2 separate regions of the Mus musculus genome follow, and region 2 is linked to region 1. The links are chromatin loops, found by intact Hi-C in ENCODE. Cell type or tissue: left cerebral cortex. All regions are shown on one strand.

Region 1 (4,000 bases):
TCTGTCAGGGGCACATTTAGCCCTCGGCCCCGGCTTGTCCCTGGTGCTACAGGCCAATCGCGGCTTCCTCCAGTCTGGGGGCCACAGACCCCGGGAGGTGCTTTTACAGACCGCTAATAAAGACGATCTTCCTGAACGCCAGCAAGACCCTTTGGTCCAGTTTTGGGGGCTGGGAAGTGGGGAGGAAGAAGGAGGGGTCACTACATAACTACTGAGGAGGAAGGGGGAAAGTGTGTGTGTGTGTGTGTGTGTGTGTGTGTGTGTGTGTATGTGTGTGTGTGTGTGTGCGCGCGCCTGCAGCCTGGGAGGAATGGGGTGTGTGAATGGCCACTTCGAAGTCAGGGAGAAGGAGGAGGTGGGGGATGGGTGGCTACATAGAGGGCTACTGCAGTCTAGGAGGAAGGAGGCACCACCTTTATTTCTCAACAGAAGGCAGGGTAGATGTGTGTGGCTCACAGCTGGGTCCAGGGCTCCGTCTCTGGCTCACCTGCTCACCTCAGCTGGCTCTGGCTGGATATCTCATTAGGCCCCTTTCTGGAAGTTCCTGAGGAGTATGGAGATCAGATGAGGAGGGACACATAGGAGACTTGGGTCCTCTGGAAGGGGTAGGGCGAGGACACAGAGACACAACTCACACATGCAAGCAGAACTGGAAAAGCAGGAAGAAGAAGGCCACCACTAATGTCCCCACCAGGATGTTCTGGAAGAGCCCAGGACTGGAATCTGCCAGACAATGAACAACAGCGTCCTTCCAGACCCCGCCAGGAGGAAGACCCCTCTATCAAGCTGATTCATACCTGTCTTAACGAACGTTATAGGCTTCTCTCCAATAAACCGGGCCACAGCAAGAAGGCTAGCTCGGTCTGAGTCTGGATAATCAAAGAAAAGCCTGTTTACAACTTGCTGGGGTCTGGCTCCTGAAACCGAGGGCCGGGTTCCATCTCTTCTGGGGGCTAAAAACCAAAGCAGAGTCTGTGACAAGAGCCCAAGGGCCATCATGCCCACCAATGAGGCCAGGCAAACCCAGAGCTCTGATTGTTTTGTCCCAGGGCTGGCTGAGCTCCCATCAGAAGCCCACCATGTCTGAGATGGGGGGGAAAGGTTTGGACTGAAGGTTTGGGCTATAGAGCAACACTTTGTCTCAAGACAAAGTAAAATGAGACAAAAGGGAGGAAGAAGGAAAAAAGAGAAAAGGAAGAAAGAAGGGGAAAGGAAGGGGGGGGTGGGGAAACTAAGGCCTGGGGCTGGGCCATCCTCCTCCCTCCTGCCCACAATGAAGTTTACTCCCTTTCTCTAGCCTCCCTTATTCCTACTATTCCTGAACTCAGTTCCCCACCTGTTTCTATGGTCCCCAGCTCAGCCATCAACATCCACACCCCTACGGCTACCCACAGCCACAGCTTCATAACCCCCCACGACTATGAATGAGTAGGATTCTATGATGTCACAGCCCAGAGCCATTCCGCTAGCCCGACTATGAGGTGCTTCTAGCTCCTGATGCAGAAGAGCCCCCATTGAGCCCCAAGGATGACACTGACCATAACAGCAACAGTGGTGAGGGGTCTTGGGGTGTAGGCCAGGGGTACAGCTTTTGCTCAGAGTGCACAAGGCCTTCAGTTCTATTACAGAACCAGTCAGTTCTGTGGTGTTCCAGAACTTAGCTAGGTCTAGGAGACATGTGTTTGCATAACCGCTCTACTGGGGAGGTGAGGAGGGCTACACATCTCCAGTTGTTCTTCGGATCAAATAAAACTCCTTTACTGATTGCTTAGTAAAATGCCAAGCAAGTTACACAGATTGGCTCGTGGCATTGGCAGAAGCCCTAAGAGGGAGGCCCAAACCAGTGTGCAGGGGGACGAGGAACGCTGACACAACGCTTCCCAAGGCTGTGCATTCTTCTATGGGGGGAGGGTCCTCTTCCCTTTCTGAACCCCAGGTTCGTGGGTTTGCACCCATCCATCTCCAGGCTTGGTTTTAGCGCTCAGTAGAGATGGAAGCGCACGGTGAGGCACAAGAGAAATAGCCAACTTTTCCACCAGGTGGCAGCAGTGTTGGTCCGACGGTGCCACCATCTCTTCTACAGGTTACAGGCAGGCAGGCAGGCTCCTCTCTTGGGACTGGCTGTCACCGGGAGGCGGGGAGGCGAAGAGGGCTGAGGGTGTTGTCAACAGACGAACTCCCCAGGCTCATTCCAAGGCTAATCTCTCGGCCATTCAAAGATCCTAGTCTACTCGCCTCACCGTGACTCAGTTTCCCTTTTGGTGGTATTGGTGGCATGTGAACCTCACCGTCCACCACCCGACCCCTGTTTCTTTTCTCTAGTTCCCTCAGTCCTCCCCGTGTCACTTCCTAATTGCGACCTGCACTCCGGAGGCCCCACCTCGAGTTGGAAGAGACAGCTTGCCTCTGATTGGCAGTTAGGCCTGTCTATCACAAACGAACTCCAGCCCACCCGGGCCAAGGACATTTCAGGGTCTCCTTGATTCTATCCGTGCTTGTTTTACAGCCTCTTGGCTACTCTGTTACTCCACTTGCCCTGAAGGTGGCTCCTCATTAAAGGATCCTCTCTCGGGCCAGGAGATCACAGAGACCTGCCTCTGTCTCCCAAATGATGCTGGGATTAAAGGAGTGTGCTTCTACATCAGAATTAGCTTTCTCCTCCTCCTCCTCCTCCTCCTCCTCCTCCTCCTCCTCCTCCTCCTCTTCAGTTAATCACAGCTATTGAGAATCTAAGAGTGCCACAGCTATGCCTGGAAGACATTTCCACAACATTCCAACCCTTCCGCCTGATCTTTTCTGTCCTCTCTCTCTAGCTTCACTCTCACACATTACATCCTGACCATTTCTCCTCCCTTCACTCCTCCCAGTCCCCCTGCTACTGTGTCTCATCTCCCCCAGAAGAACTCCAACTGTATCCCCTTAAAAGAGAGAGAGAGAGAGAGAGAGAGAGAGAGAGAGAGAGAGAGAGGAGCTGGCCTCCCAGGGATACTCATCGAACATGGCCTAACAAGATACAATAAGCCTCCTATCAAGGTTGGATGAAGCAGCCCAGTAGGAGGAAAAGAGTCCCAAGTGCAGGCAAGAGAGTCAGAGGCAGCTGCCACAGTGGTGCGAATCCCATAAGAACATCAAGTGACACAACCATAACACCCATGCAGAGGACCTAGCACAGACCTATGGAGGCTCCCTAATTTTCGTCACAGTCTCTGTGAGCTCCTATGTGCCCTGATTGTCATCTCAGTCTCTGTGAGCTCCTATGTGCCCTGATTGTCATCGCAGTCTCTGTGACTTCCTATGTGCCCTGCTTAGCTGATGGGCTGTGGCTGTGTTCTGTGGGCTGTGTTCTTGTGGTATCCTTGAGCACACTGGCTCCTACAATCCTTCCTCCCCCTCTTCTGCAGGGTTCCCCTGGCTCTGCCTAGTGTTTGGCTGAGGGTCTCTGCACCTGTTCCCATCAATTGCTGGATGAAGCCTCTCTGATGACAGTTGGGCTAGGCACCAATTTATGAGTACAGCAGAATATCATTAGGAATCATTTCACACACACACACACACACACACACACACACACACACACACACACACACACAGTGCTTGGTTCTATCCTGAGTCTCTGGGCTGTCATGCCCCTGGTTCCTAGTCATTCACATAGCGTCAGGCATGGGCTCTGTCTTGTAGCATGGGCCATAAATCGGACCAGTCATGGGTTGGCCACTCCCACAAGTTCTGCACCACAATTACGCCAGCTTGTCTTGCAGGCAGGACAGATTGTAGGTTGAAGGTTTTGTGATTGGGTTGGTGCCCCAGCCCCACTGCTGGGAGCCTTGCCTGGTTATAGTCAGTTTAGATTCCATATCCCCCACTACTAGGAGACCACTCTTAGAGATTCAGAGGAGTTTCCATTGCACGTTCCCCATTCCAGTCATTTCTCTCAGTACTCTCCCCTTCCGTCTCCTCCCTCCTCACGCCTGATCACTCCTGTTCCCATCCCCACCTGCCC
Region 2 (4,000 bases), 350 kb after region 1:
GTGCCTGAGGAGGCCAGCAGGAGGCATCAGATCTCCTGGACCTAATGTGCTATGTACTGCTGTGCCTGATGGTGCTGGAAATCAAGCCAAAGTCCACAGGAAGCGCAGCCGGTGCTATACAGCTGCAACCACAGCAGTTCTAATCAGTTAGTCGGTCTTTGCGGACACAGTTTCTTTCCCAGAATTCTCACTCATATCCTGGACAACTGTCCTGTGGACATTCTCCCCTGTGGGATGAACTTAGACCTGGGCTGGTGAGTCTCTAAACTGACTTCTCCTGAGACAAATTCTAAACAAGCTTATGCTGCAGACACCGTAGAGCACTGGGGCTGATAGGAAATGCTCTTTCTCATAGGCTGACCTGAGAAGGTGAGACCTGACAGAGAAAGGGAGCCAGCCATGGGGGATTAGGAAGAAGGGACTTCTGGAGGAAAACATCTCCAATTCACAGCTCCTAAAATGAATCAGGCTTGGAATGTCCTGGGAAAGCCATCTCTCCAGCCCCTAGCTGGGCACTTAATAGGCTGGTTCCTTATGACCTTTTTTAGATTGTTATTTTGCCTTCCTCCTCTAAATGACTTCCTAAACCTGATCTGAACAAGGACACCAACAGACATGCTAATGTGGATGAAGGAGCGCTCAGGAGACCTCAACCCTAGACAAAGAACAGTAAGGATGCAGAGAGCAGAGCAACAGCCTTACCCTGGGTAGAGCACAACTGGTTATCCAGTCCCAAATGGTCAGCCTTGAAAACATACACACAAGTAATGTGTACAGACTGAGTGGGTTATATTTATGTATTTAGGAATATCTGTTATATACATAACAAGAATTACAGGAAAACACAGCCATGAATTTGAAAGAGAGCAAGGGGAGGGTATGTGGGGGAATTTGGAGAGAGGAAACAAAAAGGAGAAATGATGTAATTGTATTGTAATCTCAAAAAATGTGAAAAAATAACCCAATGCTAGTATTTTATGTTATTAATACTTCCTGAACAAAGGACTTCTCTAGTTAACCGGGGGGGGGGGGGGGGGGAGGAAGGAGCAGACACCATGGAAAACCCCTTCATTCTTGTCATCTTCCTCAAATAGACTTTTTTGTTGATAGATGATAATATTCTAGCTAAGGTCGGATCATGAACAAGGCCTTGAGTTCCATGTGTAACACTGGTAAAAGGGGGGTGGTGGTGGGGGGTTGAATTTCCTGATTTAGGCTGAAAGGATGACACCTGCCTGTAATGGAAGCCAGCCATGTCTCAAACAACAGAGAAACTGAAATAGGTCTATGCCTCTTGCTGCATAACTATTGGCCCAAGCAACCCCTAGATCCACCCCCTTTCTTCAGTTACCCTGTCATTCCCTCAGGAAGCACCCTGCAGGTCCTACGCTCCAACTACTAAGAGGGTGACATTTCTCCTCATCACCAGAACAGATGTGCGTGAAAAGTGTACAGATGTGTCTAAGTGCACATTAATAGGTCTACATACATGAGCACTAGGGAAATTTCTGGAACAATCCTGTCAAGAGAGTTGGCTCAGTGGTTAAGAGTTCTTGTTCTTACAGAGGACCCAAGTTGGATGCCTAGAACTTACATGGCAGTTCACAGTTGGCTGTATCTCCAGGGCCTATAGTCCACTCCACAGACTTCATACCCCCAGGAGGGAGGGGGTCAAAAGCTCCGCATCTAGATGGACCCAGAAGAGTCGGTGGCAGAGGGGCTCCAGCCAAGTCTACCATAGTGGTCACATCCAGTCTCCCAAAACTGCCTTGCTCCCTCCATCTGTCTCTAGCATACACTGCATGAGTATTCACAGAGAATAGAGCCCCCTGCTGACCTCCAGAGAGAACTTCAGAGATGTCAGTGGGAAACCCAAGGATTCCTCCAAGCCCATGTCAGCTGTCACTGACTGAGGATACAACTTGGGGACAGGGTTGAACACGGAAGATTACATTTTAAAGTAACAACAAACTTGACAGGTCAAGCCTGGTAACTTACACCTTTAATCTCAGCACTCAAAAGGAGGCAGGTGAATCTCTGTGAGTTCAAGGCCAGCCTGGTTTACACAGCAAGTTCTAGGTCAACCAAGGCTAGTGAAACCTTGTCTCAAAAACAAACAAACAAACAAACAAACACCCAACCAACCAAAACAGTAACAAATGCCAGGCATAGATTTGCAGGCCTTTAATCCAGCACTTAAGAGGTAGAGGCAGGTGGATCTCTGAGTCTGAGGCCTGCTTGGTCTACAGGGCAAGTTTCAGGACAGCCAGGGCCACACAGAAAAAGCATGTCTCAATAAATAAATAAATAAATGGGAAAACAACAACAAAAAGCACGGGAGTGACTGTGACTGAAACTGCCTTGTCACCAGCTTGTCTGGGTCAATCCATGCAGAGGGCGAGTTCGCCTGTGGAGAGACACAGCCTAAAGAGTGGGCTTTGTCTCGGACTGTCCTGAAAATGTCCTGGAGGTCATTCATGTTTCTCTAGGAGCTTGCCTGGCCTCTTTACTGGTCCTGCTCTATGTTTAGGGATAAATATTCCCACACCCTTACCCTTGTCCATGACATTGAGTCACTCACATACACAGGGCTACAGCCCAGGATCCAGCCGGCAGCTGTGTAACAGGTTATACACTATTTAGGTCTGTGCAGTAACACCCTATACTGTTGGCATAGCAACTGTATAAATGGAAAAAGCAATCACCTAGTAACCTGTTGCTCAGATGGCGCCCCCACTCTCTCTCTTTTACTTTGTGTGTGTGTGTGCTTTGTCTGTAACGTATGTCTGTGTTGTACATGTATGCCTGCTGCCTGGGGAGGCCAGGTTACTTGTGCCCAGAGCCAAAGTTATGGATGGCTGTGAACCTGTATGTGAGTGCAGGAATTGAACTCAGACCCTCTCTAAGGTCATCCAGGGCTCTAACCATTGCACCAACTCTCCAGCCCCTGACACCTCCTATTCTCTTTTTTGTTTTGTTTTTTGAGACAGGGTTTTTCTGTGTAGCCTTGGCTGTCTTGGAACTCACTTTGTAGACCAGGCTGGCCTCGAACTCAGAAATCTGCCTGCCTCTGCCTCCCAAGTGCTGGGATTAAAAGTGTGCGCCACCACGCCTGGCTACACCTCCTATTCTCAAGCACCATGTGATGGTAGAAATTGGACAGGGTTGCAGGTGCAGCTTGCCTGTTGCCTCAGTATGCTGAAGGTCCTGGGCTTCCCAGCAGGGGAAGAATCAGGTTGGGGCTGAGAGGGACAGACATGAATCAAAACAGGAGGTACTGGTTTTGTTTTTTTTTTTTTTTTTTTTTTTTGGGTTTTTCGAGACAGGGTTTCTCTGTGTAGCCCTGGCTGTCCTGGCACTCACTTTGTAGACCAGGCTGGCCTCGAACTCAGAAATCCGCCTACCTCTGCCTCCCGAGTGCTGGGATTAAAGGCGTGCGCCACCACACCCAGCTGAGGTACTGGTTTTTAAACCTGAAAAGAAACTGCAGGGTGCACGCTTAAATCCCAGCACTCAGAGCCAGGCAGATCTCTGTAAGTTCCAGGAGCGGGCTGGGGTGTGTTACAGCAAAGTGTTTCCCCAGCATCCATAGAGCCCTGAGTACCTCAGTACCACATAAACTGAGTGTAATAACACACGCCTGTAAACTCGGTATCTGAAGATGGACCTAAGAGGAACGCAAGCTGGAGCCCAGTCTAGGAGACATAAACTTGTCTCAGAAAAGAAGAGGAAAGAGAAGTTACTGCCTGAGAACACTTAACAGCAGCATCTGACCATGCCTTGTGTCTGGGATATAAAAATGTCTCTCATATCTCAGTGAGAGGAAGATAACCTAATTCTAAGAATTATAGTTAATTTGAGACACAGCCATGTCTCTCATGCTACACCCCAGTCCAGACTTGAACTCATGAGCCTCCTCTTGCTTCAATCTGAGCACCTGGATTATAAGCATATGTCGCCAGTCCCAACTACAGCTTTTAAAAAATGGGCAAAAATATAA

Evidence for each region. Hi-C counts contacts between places; a loop is a spot of excess contacts. Peaks named below come from ENCODE experiments on the same cell type or tissue, not always from the same donor. Only the 100,000 strongest peaks of a DNase experiment are listed, where the experiment ranks them.
Region 2: it touches region 1 in a loop (2.3-fold over the local background); 2 of 42 quality-filtered maps call a loop at or near these places.

What each region holds. Positions count from the first base shown.
Region 1 is chr7:126,830,075-126,834,074 of GRCm38, forward strand. It overlaps Tlcd3b (TLC domain containing 3B), which reads left to right. Exons shown (of 5, transcript NM_029978.1): 5 at 1-145. 4930451I11Rik (RIKEN cDNA 4930451I11 gene) reads right to left here and starts at 1,422. Exons shown (of 4, transcript NM_183131.3): 1 at 1,337-1,422; 2 at 798-953; 3 at 636-723; 4 at 400-544. The coding sequence starts at 1,406. The coding sequence ends at 523. In left cerebral cortex, a CTCF peak has its summit at 2,026 (motif pointing right); DNase peaks (open chromatin) are centred at 2,044 and 2,364.
Region 2 is chr7:127,184,009-127,188,008 of GRCm38, forward strand. No RefSeq gene overlaps it. Among named protein-coding and RNA genes, the nearest start is that of Cd2bp2, 10 kb to the right of the region's middle. In left cerebral cortex, CTCF peaks have their summits at 20 (motif pointing right) and 1,843 (motif pointing left); a DNase peak (open chromatin) is centred at 1,816.